Linked DNA regions of Mus musculus: region 1 is linked to region 2. Evidence: chromatin loops called from intact Hi-C (ENCODE). Cell type or tissue: heart. All regions are shown on one strand. Links, peaks and the distances in the headings refer to the core of each region. The heading gives the core; the rest is flanking DNA.

Region 1 (8,338 bases), core at 210-8,209, 240 kb after region 2:
TTTCTTCCTTTCTTTCTTCATTTCATCTTGAGAAACAGAGGCAATGCCATCTGCTGCCCCGTGTCCTGGGTGGGCTGTGAAAGGTATGGTGAGGTATGTAAGAATCCTACAAAAAGCTGATGCAAGTGTTAGCTACAGAAGCCAAGGGCAGTAGTATCTCACTCTGGATGCAGATTTGAGCTTCAGAGAGTCGTTGGCATTTAATGAACGAGAGCCCCACCTTTCAGAATCAAACGCACAAGACTCTCAGATCAGATTGGGGTTTTAGTGTCAAAATGTGCAGCCACAGCTTCAGGTGTGTAAGAAATAACACATTTGTCTCAGAAAAAATCTTTGCATGGTGAACAGAGACACTAAAAGACTCTCTTTATTCTTCTCAGCCCACTTCAAAAAAATGCCAGCTCAGAGCCAATCACAGTTCATCGATTCTCTCATCTGAAATGATTCATTTCTAAAAGAAATGCATGTGTGGTGGTGAGGGGGCTGCTTTGATTTTGTTTTGTGGGATGTCGGGGGCACACAGTCTCTACCTTTCAGACCTCTTGTTTCCTGGAGCCCTTATTCACTGTGAAACCAAAGGCAAAGTCCTTAATATCCGTGCTTTAGTCTGAATCAGTTACTCTTGTCTCTGCTGTGACTAAATACTGGACAAGTTATGGGAGGGAGAGTTTGTTTGGGCTCACAATTGATGGCAGAGTCCACCCCCACATTGAAATGATGGTGGCAGGAGCCTGAGCCAGTCACATTTCATAGTCACAGTTCATCTGAGCAGGGAAGGAGATAGAGAGAGAGAGAGAGAGAGAGAGAGAGAGAGAGAGAGAGAGAGAGAGAGAGAGATTCCTGCTAGTGCTTAATTGGCTTTCTCCAATTTTTTTTTTCAATCAGGGGCTCCTAACCTATGGAATGGAACTGCCCACATTTGTGGTGAGTCTTTCTGCCTCAGTTCATCTATTTTAGAAACTTCTTCAAAGACAAACCCATAGGTGTGTTTCTATGGTGAGACTAAATCTCCTCAAGTTGGCAATATAGATTGAGCATTAAACAAACCAAAAGATTGAACATCATAATCTCTCCACTTGAGGATTGCCCTAGTTGACACTTACAGAACTATGGCAAAGATAACATGTTGAAGTATATAAGGCTTGTGGGACTTGGAGCTTAGCCAATAGCTTAGCCTTCAGGACCCTGAACAGGTAAGCACTATAGTGTTAATTTTCTCAGCTGGTGTAAGGTTACACAGCCACCCTGGGAACGGAACAGAACGGAACACAATGGAGAAGACATTGACTTCCCCACGTGCTCCAATATTAGAGCATACTCCCTTTGGGCTTTTAAAAGTGACTTCAATAGTATCCAGGTTTATTTATAAAGCCAGAGCACATTATTCTCTGAGTATAATTAAGCACTTTTGAGAGCCCAAATAGGAAACAATTAGTCACTACTAAATGGTAATCTTAATAATTCCCGATAATTAAGAAGGAACTTCCTGTGGCACATCCTTGGGGGGAAACTGCTTTTGAAGCAGCCGGGGGATAATCTGTAAATTACAGGTGAGGTTACTTCGGAACCTTATTGTTGATTTGCAAGCAGGGTGGTTTGGAGTGAGCAGGCAGAAGCCAACCTCAACTTCATCACTGTCTGCTCATTCAGCTCAACACCTCCAACACCTCTATCCTGGTGACAGGTCCCCACATCTCCAGGGGCAGCCTCACTCTTAAGACCCTATTACATTTTCCTCAGAATCATGAAAGTATCTCTTAAGGAGACAGCATTATTAGCATTTTGCTTCCAGGATTGCCAAAGGACCCCCCAGGGAACAAGGGCATCTTTCTGTCATCGTGTATGTGTGCATGTTGATTTGAAAATGGTCCCTCAAGTCCTGATGGTAGGAACGTCACTACAAAAGATGTCTCCAAGTGAGGGGAGAAGCCCAGGCTCTAGAAACTGAAACCTTGGGTGAGGTCCTTGTCAGGTTTTCAGTTTGAATTGCCCCCAAATATTGTGTTTTGAACATTTCTCCTCTGTCCAGGGTACCATTTTGGGAGATGTTGGGATTGTGTTGGTAGGTCCTAAAATGGGACACTAAAGGTTTGGCATCTGAAGGACATACCTGGCTAAGCTCTGAGGGCCTCTAGGTACCTCATTAGCATGGAGAATTCTGTTCTGAGCTTACAAGATCACAAGTCACATTTCCTTATGTGGGGGGTGTGACACGTGTTCCAGGACAGGAATCTTGCAGGGAGCATGGAGTCGCCTAAGTCTCAGGTGTGTGCCCACCGAATCTCCGGGTCTCAACCTGCTCTACCTTACCAAGCTTCCTGGCACACAAGTTTTACTGTCCCACATGCATTCAGTATTGAATTATAAATATGTTACAACATCAAATCCTTCCCTTACCCCACTCCCATTGAAGAGGGTTAGCAAGTCTGTGAACTCCAGGAATAAAGTGTGAATGCTGACCATGTGCTCTCAGGCAAGTCCCTGAAGCTCTACTGCCTTAGCGTCCTGATTTATAGGGACTGAAGAGATGGTTCAGTGATTAGGAACATCGGTTGTTTTTCCACAGGTCCTGAGTCCAGTTCCCAGAACCTACATGGTGGCTCACAACCATCTATAACTGTAGCCCCAGGGGATCTTATGTCCCTTTCTCATACATATTTAGAAGAATACTCATACACATAAAATAAATAAATCTTAAAAAATGTAATGAATAAAAGCTTTTTTTTCCTTATAAAGTGGGACCATAGTAGGCACAACTGGGAACACAGTAGGTAGGTAGAACTGAGCAGCCATTGCCAAGCATTAAGCTTTAAGGCGGTAAAATGCATGCACCAATATGTGTTCATTATTACCTTTCCAGTGGGAGAAAAGAATCTCAGAGACTTTAGGTACAAATGTGAATAAAGACCCTGTCTAAAGGCAGGACTGAAGAGAAACACAACTGCTAGAAATTCCATGAAAAGGAAGCGTGTACAGAGAAAGGAGGGAAGGAGAAGGAACGGAATATAAGCAAAATTAACCATCTCCTCATCTCTGAATATGTGCTTAATCATATTACCATCAAGAAGATAAATTCAACAGAATAAATAGTGATAGAATTTCTGGGAGGACAAGAAAGGGGCAGGGAAGAAATAACCAACAACATACCCCATGTTCCTACCACCATGAATTTCCTGCCAAGAGATGCACCCTCAAACCATGAAGCAAGATAATTCTTCCCCCATTAAATTGCTTTCATCAGATATTTGGTCACAGCACTGAGCAAAATAATCATTGCGGAGAAGAACACAGATTAAAGCAAGAATGTATACAAAGCCTGCTTGCTCTGAGCACACAACTACCTTTGGGACAGTACGCATAGTTTGGGGGATTAAGTGGCACAACATATTTAAAGTCCTCGCCATTGTGCTTGGCATTGTTCTTAAATACCAACTATTACTACCACCATTTTGCTGTTGGTCTTTCAAGTTTGCATCCAAATAGTAAGCAATGATTTCACAGAGCCAATCTGGGAAGACTCCTTCCTTCTATCACCGCAGGGTCCAAAGACTTTTCCAAAGAAAATACAGTAAATCAAGGTTCCCAGTTCACATGGTGACATGACTCTGAGCCATAGTGTCCTTGGGTGAGAAATGATGACAGGACACCAGATGATGCTCAGGGATTGCAGGGAGGTTACATGACATAAAACATTGGGTTCCAGTGTGGGAACAGTGTCATTGCTGTCCTTAATTCTCAAAGCTGTGCCCCCAGCATCCAGCTGTGCTTTGAAATGTTGAAAGAGAAGGGCCTGGATAGACACGTGAGCCCGAGATTCTTTGAGGCTTTCTGCTGCCCGTGAAAGCAAAAATTAGCATCCTAAATCCCTCAGGTTATAGACACCATGAGGGCATGCTGCCTCCCTGTGGAATTTCACAGACACAGTTCTGAGGCCTCCAGGTCTTCCAGCCCGGAATTTCAATGCCAAACCAGTCTTGGGACAATTCCCTGGGCTTCATAATTGTTTCCTCCACATATGATATTCAAATGACATTGATTGCCTCTCTGTGTTGCCCTATTGAGTACAGCCCACCTGCCCTGCCCCCCTCTTGGTGTTAAAGTTTCCCTGTGCTCTTTGCACTGATTGGCTGCATTGGGTGGTTGGTGGGACAGTGGATTTTGAAGGTAAGTAAAATGGGGAAGGAAAAATCTATTGTCTCCTCTGAAGATCAGGGGTAAGATAAGGATGATAAATAGTTAGTTGCGGGTAGTCCTACCATGTAACAGAATTAGTTTCAGATCCCACTTTGAAACCAGTCATTCTTATTTCCCAGGTAGCAACATGCTCACCTATTCAATAAAGATGATGTTTGACCACTGAGAATTAAGAGGTTATGATTTTGCTATCCACTCACTCTCAAACCGACAATAGCAGCTTCGAGCAGCTATCTCCTCCTCGGGTTTCCTGTCTGCTGTGATGTGAAACTTGTCTCATGCTCCGACATTCCCTCTCTGCCTTCTACTGAAGGAGTAGGTGTATGGAAGACTTCATAGTCCATCCCGATGAAGTTTATAAGGACAGGAAAATGTGTGACTTGGCATAGTGAAGGTTGAAGAAGGCAGAAAGAATTCTCTCTTATTCACAGGACAAGCAAGCAAATCTGCCTAGACTTTATAATTTACTAGACATCCACCCAAATGTGTATTTGCCACTGGGAAGTCCCTCCCAGAACCATGGCTGCATAACCCAGCCTTGCCCACTGCTTACTTCTTGGGTCCATTTGTGGTTTTAGATCACAATCCCTCACGTTAAATTAACATAGCAGCCTCTTCATTCCTATATGCTAAATGTCTCTGTTTTAGAAGTCACAGAGCCAAGGACCTTCGTTTTCTGATGTGACAAAGCAGGTACACTGTCGAGGATATCCCAGCTGCTTTTGTTTTGTTTTTGTGTGTTTGTTTGTTGTAGTGTTGGAGCTTGAACCCCGACCCTTGCATTTGCTGAGTGAGCACTCTGCCACAGAGCTCTAATCTGTTTCCAGTTTTTTTTTTGTTTTTTTTTTGTTTTTTTTAACCTGCAGCCTCACTTTGTAGCCCAGTATGGGCTAGAACTTAATAAGTAGACCTCAAAGGAAATCACACCAATGCCCCTCCCTCTGCTTCCCAAATGCTGGGATTATAGACATGAACGATCACACGGCTTCCATCTGCTCTTTAAAATGAGCTAAATCTGAAGTATGGTGTCTGGATCCACACTCCCCTTGCTCTCTACAATGACAGCATTTTCACTTGTATACTAGAAGATCCCCACCCATTTCAAGCCACCCAACCCAGCCTCTCTTGTCCATATTAGACATGCTGTGGTAAGTTTATCCCTTCCCCTGCAGCGGCATCCTGCCTAGTTCACAGTATGAGTAATGGCCAACTTAATAAGGACTTTTCTTGTGCAGGTGACAGACCCCTGACAGGAATAGCTTAAGAGACTGGGCTCACCATTTGAGAGTATAGTGTGTCATGGGAAGTAAGGCATCGGTGTTGATGGGGTGGGAGTGGCGTTGGCTACAGGAGCAAAGGCATGACATAGACACTGCTCACCCACATCTCCATGGGCTTCACTTCCTCCAAAATTTTCTATATCCTCCCCAAATGGTGTCACAAGCTGGCGATCGAGTATTCAAACACAGGAGCTCACAAAATGTGTGTCACATTTAAACCACTACAGTGTATAGATTTTCCCCCAATCAGAGCCTGGGATAGGGACTTGGCTGAAGGCTGAGACCAACATCTGTGTTGACCTTAGAGGCAAAAGACTGAATGCCAATATGGGTACCTTCATACTGTTTTATGGAAGACTCAACTCTTCTGGTCCTTTAACCTTTTCTGTCTTGGCAAAGGAGAAGGAGCGCCATCTACTGTTGGCACATGCCGCAGGACAGACAGTCCCTTGAGACTTCCCCAAGACTTTTCGATCCATGTGTCCAGTGGCCACAAAGACAGCTGTAGTTTTCCTTTGCTTACGGACAGGAAAACTAAGACCAAAAGGCTACATCCAAGGTCACTCATCCACAGAGTGATGAATCCAAGCTTTTAAGGCTCTGAGAGGCTCACACAGGAGGAGAAGGAGAACACAGTCACAAATGAACAAAAAAATCGGGCCACACTTCTTGCAGAGCATTCCAACCCAGGGGAGTCAGTGGTCCCTCAAAATGATGAAAGGGCTGTAGCTGCACTCTGTAGAGCCTGTCCTCCGTCTCTCCCTCCCATTCTCACTGAGGACCCTATTCGGAGCCCCAATCCATCCTTGCTATTTGCAACAGCTGCTGCAGAGAAAACAGGTGGTATTTGCTTAAAGCCCACACAGATCTGAAGCTCTGTACACAATGGGAAACCAGGGAGGATCCATCAAGCTGTCAGAATGGGACCTGTAAGTGTGTGTGTGGGGAGCTTGAGTTAGAGAATACCCTTGCTAAGCTTTAAGCAATTCCACATTTAATCTCGCTTATTTCTGGGAGCACACACACACACACACACACACACACACACACACAGAGCCATTTGTCTAACCTTCCAGTCCCTAAAGGATGGGTCCCCTGCTGGAAGCAGTATTTGCCATTTGTGCCTGTGTCTATGACCTTAGAGGCTACAAGAAACCTTCTGCTGGACGAGACCCTGAATTAGTAGATGACTCTGTGTGTGTGTGTATGGTGAGAAACAATGGTCCTTACTGCATAACAAGAGTACTGGAGACTCGGAGTAGTGAAAGGGAAATAGTTTATGACCATGAGAACTTGGGTGTCAGTGTAAAGAAAGGGCAAAAATGGCTGATGTGGCACGAAACAGTAACACATGCACACGAACACACACACATTTTCCCTGACTGAGTGAGTTCCTTGGGAAATACAATCTTCTCAGTGCCTAGCATTGCCTCGGCCCTAAAGCCCTGTGTGTCCCTATGAGTTTGGGACACACAGCCTTATCTAGTGTATGTCCTGAGACTTGAGATCACCTCCTTTTCTGCTATACAAGCTTACTCATGTAGCCGACTGCCTATGGGTTTGCAGCACTGGAATGAACTTAGAGTACCTAGACAAGCAGCTGCCAGCTGCCAGCTGTGGAAGACAGGAGCCTAGGGCCTCTTGCTTCCCTGTGATTACTTAATGAGGCCTAAACACACTTAAAACTAAAAATAAGCCATAACAATTTCCTTCTAACAGTTTGCATGTGTGTATTCACGTGGAGTACACATGTGTTTCTGTGCACATGCGTAAGGACAGAGGTCAAGCTCAGGTGTCATCAGGTTTTTTTTTTTGAGACAGGGTGTCATGCTATTGAGCCTCAAGGATCTGCCTGCCTCCACCTCCCCAGCACTGGGATTACAATTGCATTCAAGCATTCCCACTTTTTAAAAAACTTTGGTTCTGGGGCTCGAACTCAAGTCCTCCAGCTTGCAGAACAAAACACTTTAATGGCTGAATCCTCTCTCCAGCCCAGCAGGTGGTTTTTCTTGGCACAGCTTCTTTGTTTCTCAGTTAACATCTCCAGAGCGCTTTTCCTGAGTCCTTTGCTGGCCTTCTCCTAAGTCAGCTGATCCCCTTTTAGACCTTCTTCCTTTGGAAATGTATTTTCTTCTCTAGTCATCAGACTTAATTGGTCTAGTACAGGCTCTCCCTGGAGTGCTCTCTTTCTGCCTGTGTGACAGGCCCCAGGTTTTTGTGACCCATTTGTTTGGCTGGGTTTATGTTTTTGTGTGTCTTTTCTGGCTTTTCACTCCTCACTCCTCTATTAACATTTTGCAATCAACTGATTTTAATCTTCCTGGCTGTTTCACTCAGCTTGGCAGGGCTGGGGTTGATCTTCACCGTTTAAGGGTTTCATTTCTCAATATGTTTTGCTTCTTCTCCCTTGCTCTTGGATGTTACTAAGGAGTGATGGCTCTCAGCCTTCTAGCAAGTTGCTCCTCAAGAAAAGTAACCACATGTCCCCTTTTGTCTCGGACAGCCTCTGTTTGGCTTGTTATTCTGATGTCCTGTCCAAGAACTGTTTTGAAATTTTCTCTTAGATGATAAGATATGGACACTCTATTTGAAAGTGTATCTGCTCAGAGCTGGGGAGATCGCTCAGTCAATAATGAAATCCTTGCCTTGCAAGCATGAAGACCCGAGTTCAGGTTCTCAGCACCCATTTAAAATGCTAGGTTCAGTGGAACATACCTAAAACCCAACATTGAGAAGATGGGGACTGGTGGCTCCTTAGAGCTTTCCAGTCAGATCATCATTCAAGTTCAATGAGAGACATGGTCTCAGAAAACAAACAAATAATCAAATAAAAAACAAACCAAACAACAACAAAAACCACAAGA
Region 2 (8,338 bases), core at 233-8,232:
CCCATCACTTCCCATTTTATCCAAGGGAAAGTTAAGTCCTTGAGGAGTCCTACAAAGATCTGGTGGCCCCGCCCTGCCCTGCCCATATCTCCCTGTACTCCCCTTCCAGTGTGACAGCATCTTCTCTGGCAATGGACCTGTGCTCTTCTGCTGATGGATTCACTGATGCTGTTAGTCCCACATACATCCAAGGCAGATATGCATTGGCCATCTTCCTCTGCTATCCCCTCTGCCTAGAACACTCTTCTTCCAGACCCCTAAGGAGCCCTCTCCTCCTGTAAGTAGCAACTCAAGTTCACCCATGAGCCCCATGCCTATCATGATACTATGTTCACTGGGCTCCACCTCTTCTTCTCACAGAACTCTGAATCTCATACGTATTGTTCACCTACTATCTGTCACCTTTGCATCCCAGGCAATGATGTGAGCTGGCATGTTAAGTGTAACAAGAATCCCTTTGCTAAAATATCCCACACCTGCCTTCTCTCACTTCCCTGCATGCCTCTGGGTTCTCTTGCTGTCAACATTTAGAGATGACCCAGCTACCTTTTGGGTAGGATTTGCCTCTTCAAACAGTTATTATAAAAGTGATATGACTTTATAAAACTTATAAAGTATAAAACAACACCCTAAAGTGTATGAAGCTAAAGGTCAAAGGAACATTAACATTACCAACTTCTACATGCCTGGGGCAACTGTCACAGACAAGCTGGTTTCTAGATCTTGGCCAGTGGACCCACGAATCATCCCTCTAGTATGCTTCCTTTCATAATGGGGTGTGATATCTATTGTTATCCTCCTTGTTCCTCTCGGTAATTAGTATGAGGCACCTGACATCTGAACATGCCCACCAGTAGAAAACCCGTTTGTCCAGTTTGCTTCTACAGAAAGTTCCTTGTATCAAAATGGAGCTCAATAACTTGTAGTGGTGGAAAGAATAACTGAACGTATTAAGTATTAAGTATTGCACATTTCAGCAAGTAAGTATTGTTACAAGCTAAATCCTAGAAAGGCAGGGCTGAGTCAAGGTCAACAGGACCCTGAGAATTACTTCCCAGGAATTAGCCAAGACTTGAAGACTGTATTCACAGCTCTCCAGCTGAGAGCCGAGCCCATCTGCGATTACTGACAATGCTGAGCGAAGGCTCTGTGGGGACCTGAGCAGGAGGATGTGCACCTAGCTTCTTTGGAAAGGTCAGGAAAACAGCACCTACCTGAAAACTAGCGATGCTTTCTCCTGGCTAATAGAACAGAGAGGGGCTCTTCTCTCTCATACATTGAGAGCAAGGTTTCTATACAGGACTCTCACTCTTAAACTTCAATGTAAGAAACAGCATAAAAGGAGCCCCCTTATGGGACTCCCTACCTCTGCACCCAACCTTTATTTCCACAGTGTAGTCTCTCGTCAATGTGTACCTTAAGCATACAGTTTTCCCAGGTAAAAGCTTCAAGGTTCTGTGAAGAGTAAGCCCCACACGAAAAGACATTCTAGTGTTACATAATGCCTCAGAGTAACAGATAGACATCATTTGGCTACTTCACCCACCACAACCTTCTCTGTGCTTCTCTCCTTTTCTTTTGTCTTTTTTTAACCTTGAAATCTCATTGGAAAAGATGATCTCCAAATACCCTTCTGCTAATAAGTTCCAATGTGCAGTACTTATAATTGGGTAGTTGGGGATCAAGATCAAGACTCCCTTCTCTCTCTCTCTCTCTCTCTCTCTCTCTCTCTCTCTCTCTCCACCACCACTACCACACCACACCTACTACCACAAACAAAAACAGTTCTTCAAAAATATAAAACTTTGTCTCTCTGTCTCTCCTCTCTCTGTAGCTCTCTCTCTCTACACACACATACACACACACACACACACACATATATATATGTACACATACACACATACACACACAGATAAATATATATATATATATATATACATATATATATATGTACATACACACATAGATACTCTCTCCTCTCTATCTCTCTCTGCACATATAAGTACATATATGTGTATATATATGTATACAGAGAAAACATATATATGTAAATGTATATTCTGGAAAAAAATATATATAGACAGAGATATGGATATAGTTTGATCTGAAATAGAATCTCTCTGGAATACTCTCACTGTACCTTTAACAACGAGAAATAGTAACTTTCCTGTGAAATTGCTGGAATCACCTTTTTGATACATGAAGAACACTGACTTTAATGTCTAATGCCATGGATATAAATTAAGCAAACTTACTCAAGTTGTGATTGTCCTTTTTCTGCCTCTCTTTAGCCAATGCTCTTGCTTCAGACTCTGTGGGGAAAATACACGCTGTGCACGTGAATGAAGTCATTAGAAACTGGAACTTTGAGGGACATAACAATGTAAATTACAAAGCATCTCTTCTGAACATTTGAAACTTAACTCACTGGAGTCTAATGAAAATGTGACTTTTCAAATTACACCTTCTATAGACTTCTGCCTCTTTTAATGCTACATATGCCAAATCTCTGAAAAGCTCAGTTTCTACAAACCAGATGACAAGCCACAGTACAGCAAGTCTACATGCTAGTACTAAAAAGAATAAAATGAATAGAAACTATTTGATATCATATCATTTTTAAGATTCACTTATTTTATGTGCTGTGTGTCCGTGCACCATGTGTGTGCAATGCCCAAGGTGGCCAGAAGAGGGCATCAGATCCCAGAGACTTGAGCCACAGATAGTTGAGAGCCACTGTGTGGGTGTTCTTAAACACTCTCCAGCCCTTGATGGCATATTCTATTATTAAGAGTCAAACTTTATTTTCAGGACAAATAACTTTCCAGTATTGTATGCCTTTGTAATGCAGTGACATGGAAACTGGCAGGGAATATTTCTGGATCTGTTTACATGGCCTTTGCCTAACTCAGGAGAATGATTTTTTTTTGTTGTTTTTGTTGTTGTTGGTAGTGTTGGTTTGTTTTGTTTTGTTTTTCCAGAATGTGGAGTCAGGTTCTGTCAGCATCTTCTAGAACGTGTTCATGTCACAATTCTTAGGAGTCACTGTGTATTTACAACTTGTCTAGGAAGGGTCTAGATATATTTGGTGGCAATTCCATTTGAGAAGTTGCATTATATTTTAGTGTCAAGAGATTTTTTTTATCATGTGAGAAACAAATAAAAGTATTAAACAAATTGTGCTGTTTATTGATTTTGAGACTTATCATACCATGCTAGTTTCCTTTCTAAAAGCAAGATATATATGGTATATTTATATATCATAAATGTATATACCCATCTCACACTACATTGAAATAGTCAAAGAGAGGCTGTACACTGAATATAAATTAATAAGTGTAATTAAGATGACACCGTTTAATGATATTACAGCCTTCTTGGTCTACGTAAAGCCACACTGTGAAGCTCATACCACAGCAAAATCATCAGGTGAACTATTTCCCAGGATGTAACCTGTAATCATGAAACTCCTAACTGCATATGCACGTGTGTGTGTGTGTGTGTGTGTGTGTGTGTGTGTGCAGACAGAATTAAAATTAGAATCTCCCAAATTCAGATGGTCAATCCAAGCCACTTTCTCGCTTGCTTTCTCATATAGAAGGGTAAGAAGGTCTTACTGTCCACTGCTTCTTAATGGTTTTTAAGTTTTTGCTTATTAGTAAATTACCTTTTGAGCCCCAATTAACACTTTTCTGGAAAAAAACCCTGTTTTTCCTATGTTAAAATGTTCTGAAATAGTTTTTGTTGTAATGCTTTTGGACAGAACAGTCTTTGCAACAATCCGTACCCCATCTACTCAACCCCACCCCCAAGTTTTGCAAGAGGCAAGAACTAAATAATAAAAAGGGATTTGGGGCAAGGACCATAAAATTCACCATGGTAGAATGCCGGTTCTAATACAGTTTCTGTCATGTTTTATTGGTCAAATGCCTTCCCTAAAGCATCAAACAAAGTGGCAAAATAGGTAATTTCACACTTGCCTCAAGAGCAAACATTCTGATGGCTCCATTTTATGATTTATTTCTCCTTCTATAATAAATCTCATGCACACAATACAGGAGAAAGAGGAGAAGGCATCGAAAGATGTAAGAAATACATTCTTACTCGATCCCAAGTGTGGACTCAGATGGAAAATTCAAAGCAGGATCCCCTAAGTCAAGACTCCAGGGGCTCAGCAAGCAAGATACACAGCGGGTAGGGGAGAGGCACTTTACAGGGGCGTGTACTGCCTATAACCCTCAACCCAAAGGGCTCCCAGCAACCCTGGAAACTGGCAACTTAACGTCTTAATACTGTATATTAAATTACTGCACAGAGGCTCAGGAAGCGAACACACTGGAAGAACACCCACTAGCTGCACAGGAAACGTTGCTGTTCCGTTGGTAACGCTCCCCAGTGGGGAAGAGAACAGAGTATCATAGTAAGAAGCATTTGTGCTAGGTACGTACCTGTGAGCTCCCTTTTTATGTTGGGAAGGTTGGCTGGACAGGAGTTGCTGATGGTAAGGCCTGGCGGTGGCAGGCCCTGGTTGCTGTAGAGGTCGATCAAGTTTCCAGAGACGGGTAACTAGACACAGACAAGAACAGCAATGGGTGTTGACTGACTGCAGAGGTTTTTTTGTTTTTGTTTTTGTTTTTTTTCAATAAAACTCATACTCTATTTCAGGCTTTATGGAAACAACACTCTTTGCTATAAAGAACTGTGTTTTTAAAACAGGAAAGTCTGAGGACTCACACAGAATTATATGATCTGTTTATATAGGGAGTAAGAAGGGTGCCCGCACTGACTTCTGTCTGGTGGGCACATTCCAAACATGTTGGCAAGGTGTCACCTGCTGCCAAAAGTGGCAAATGTCCCCTGGGCGCCAGGTATTCCTGTGAAATAGGAGTCCATGCGTGGCTTCCATCAGAGGACGTTTCTCTTCCTCCATCTTTCACCTCTCCCTACTTTTTTTCCCTTGCTTTCATTCATAAAGAAAAGCAATGAGCAAATACTTCCCTTTTGTAAAGCGGTGTCCTTATGGCAAAAGAAAAGCTGGCTTCCTTGAGATTGAAATTATCCAAAGAGCCACAAGAGGGAGCTCAAAGACTTTAATAAAAATATTTACAGCACTTAAAGCAGGATTAAAGAAATGCTCAACTTAGCCTTAACTACTCAGAGTGGTGCTGTCTCCTCCGGTTCTCCTGGGCTGTTTTAAAGCAGCAACCTCATTTTCATTTTTTCTTGACAATGATGTCCCAGTCGGACATGGATTTTCTCAAAGCTAGCTAGAGAGGACAGCCACAAGTTCCTCTTCTTATGCCTTGGAAATCTTCCTAGACAATCAATAGCTATGCATCACTCCTTCCATCCTGGACCCTCAGCATTGCCAGACAATTTCAAATAATGATTCCTTGATACCTGCATCACACCACGTTGCAGATTAGCCTTTCCTTTACCTGATCATAGCTCTCTATTATGTATTAGACAAGTAATTTCAGAAAGCATCAAAGAGGAATTAAACCATGGAGGGACCCAGAGGTACACAGCAAGGTGGTACTCCACATACAGGATAAGCTAGTTTTACTTGAAAACCTTGGGACAAGAAGGACTTAGGGTTTTTTTTTTTTTTTTACTTCTTTATAATTTTGTGATGTTTATACACATATTTATCTTGGGAATAATACCTAGATGTAAACATGAAATTTATTTATGTTTTATTTACATCTTATACATACATACATATGGCCAAAAGATAACTTTGTATTTAATTTTTTTAGTTCACCAGCATTTGGACTGTAACCTAGTTCATGCAATTGGTTATCAAACTCTACTTAAAGCATCAGGTTGACACTAAAAATGTTTTTGATTTGGAGGTTAACAAAATGGCAGAGTGGGTAAGACATTTGCCAAGGCTGACAACCTGAGTTCAATTCCTGGGGTCCCTGTATTGACTTCCAAATTGACATTTGACTTCCATACGTATGCTGTTGCACACATGCACCTAAACACAAACACATAGACACACAGATACAAATACACACACATACATTCATGCACACACTATGTAGATAGGGAGATAAGAAGGTAAATGAGAGACAGACAGACAGACAGACAGACAGACAGACAGACAGATAAGGGCTGTAGAACTTTTTGGTTATTTTAAGTTTTAGATCCAAGAGACGGAAAACAGTTCAGTGGATAAACTGCTTGCTGTTCATGCATAATGATATGAGTTTGGATTCCCAACTCACATAAAATCTGGGTACATATCTTTTATACCTCAGGGCTGAAGTGGTTGTTGGACAGGGAATCCCTGAAGCTTACCAGCAGCCAGCCAGTGTAGCCTAATTGGCAAGGTCTCAAAAATAATAGGTGGGAGACTTCTGATGCTGGTCTCTGGCCTCTGTATATGCATGAGCTAAAGCCCTGGATGAAGAGATGGGGCTGGGAGGTGTTGTACATAGTGGAAGCTGCTCTCAGATGTGTATATTAGTAAGACGGTGGTGACAGGCAGGCAGGGCAGGCAGGGCGGGCAGGTGGGTAGGTCTTGGAGAAATGAGCACTTGTAGAATCTTCATAAGCATAATACTCACACCCACACCCTGCCACACGCCAGTGAATATGCACTGCGCTAACTTAAAATGTCCTTGGGCCACATTTCAATGCCTTCCAGCAAAGGCTCTGATAACTGGTGCCTGATTATTAGCAGTCATTGCTCTGAGAGGTTCTATTGAGAAACAGGTCACCTCAGGGGTCAACCTTGCTCTCTGTGTGTTTGGTTTTGTTCTTGTTCAACTTAAGGGGCCACGAGAGGCATTAGCATGTTTGCATAGAGCACTGTAAAAGGCCAAAAAGATGAAAGTTACAAAGCTATTAGGAACTGAAGTCTAAACACATTTCCCAGGTCCAAATCTGAGCATTAATAAACCAAAAATGCAAATTAAAACTTGGAAACAGTGAGCTACAAGATTAATCCAGTAGCTCTAGAAATATTAACTGTGTGTGTCTTATGTCCTCATATGTGAACTGGATATAAACATGCACTTCTGTTACGATGTTCATGTTTTAAGAGACAAATGAGAGACGCGCACGTGCAGGTACAACTCACTCAAAACTGGGCATAGTGGCACATATCTGTCATCCAGCCATTAAGAAGCTAAGGCAGGAGGATCAGGAGTTCAAGGCCAGCAGGGGACTACATGAGATCCTATCTCAAAAATCCCAAAGCAAAATCAAAGCAAATCTCTAGGTCATCACAGACTATACTTTGAAGAGAGAGAAGGGAAGAGAGAAGAGAAAGAAAAAAGGGAGGGAAGGGAGAAGACAGAGGAGGAGAAAATAAAATTGGGGATGGAGGAGAGCAAAAGAAAAGGGAAAGGAAAAAAGAAAAGAACAAAATTTTGTAGTTCTCTTTCTGGGTTAGAAAAATCCTCTTATACACACAGTTAAGTTATAACAGGGTCAGAATAACCCCCTGGACTGAGAGACGAAGAGATGCATGTCTACTTGGCCGATCTGCATCTTTGCTGGACTTTCTATGCAGAGCATTTATACCTCTGGACAAGATTTCCCTTCCAGAAAGCCACAGTCTGGGCAGCTCAGGCAAAGGTGAGGTGAGGGTGCTGCTGCCTGTGCCCCAGTCATAGTCTTAACTGAGCGCACTGGTGCCTCTCACCACCAAAAGGAATATTTTCCCAAGGAAGTGATCACTGTAAAATGTGATTGTTTTTCTCTGTGGAAGGGCCCTTCTTCGTCTGAATATCAATTGCGCAGTTAACCCAAGTAAACGGGGACTTTTCTTCTTTGTTTGAGAGAGTACAAGAGGGCCCTTGTGCCCTAGGAACAGTTACCTCTAGACCTCAATTCCCTTAGGACAGCTTCCTTCCTACGTCCTTTCCACTTTTGAAGAAGTAGTTAACTTGAAACAAAGCATTTCAAAGAATCAAAGAAGCGGGGCGAAAAAATGCCTAAACTAAACTTAACAGTCAAGTTCAACTTTACTGTGGTGGTGGTGGTGGTGGTGGTGGGGATATTAAAGTAGACAACTGAATTCCAAGATGATAAAGACCCAGTGGAGGTCTGCTTTGACAGGAGCCTATTAGGGTCAAGCCACTTCTTGTGGATGAAATTCTCAAGTTCTAGCATCAAGACCACTGCAGTTGATATAACACTTTATAGACAAGGAAACTGAGGCAGAGAGGTCAAATGTCTCACTCAACAGTAGATGCATAAGGGCAGGGGTTATAGCTTAGTGTAGGACCACTTGCATAGCATGCATGAGGTCTGGGGTTCTACACCCAGCATGAAATAATAAACAAACAAACAAACAAACAAACAAAACATCTAGAGTCTGCTT

Evidence for each region. A loop is a pair of places that touch in the nucleus more often than their neighbours do. Peaks named below come from ENCODE experiments on the same cell type or tissue, not always from the same donor. Only the 100,000 strongest peaks of a DNase experiment are listed, where the experiment ranks them.
Region 1: it touches region 2 in a loop (11-fold over the local background); 38 of 42 quality-filtered maps call a loop at or near these places.

The regions. Positions count from the first base shown.
Region 1 is chr6:97,757,062-97,765,399 of GRCm38, reverse strand. No RefSeq gene overlaps it. Among named protein-coding and RNA genes, the nearest start is that of Gm24565, 31 kb to the right of the region's middle. In heart, for the core only: CTCF peaks have their summits at 3,915 and 5,895 (motif pointing left); a DNase peak (open chromatin) is centred at 7,759; H3K27me3 peaks cover 235 bases.
Region 2 is chr6:98,000,115-98,008,452 of GRCm38, reverse strand. It overlaps Mitf (melanogenesis associated transcription factor), which reads right to left. Exons shown (of 10, transcript NM_001113198.1): 6 at 4,449-4,566; 7 at 2,256-2,330. Among named protein-coding and RNA genes, the nearest start is that of Mitf, 200 kb to the right of the region's middle. In heart, for the core only: CTCF peaks have their summits at 2,677 (motif pointing right) and 5,059 (motif pointing right); no DNase peak of the experiment used is centred there.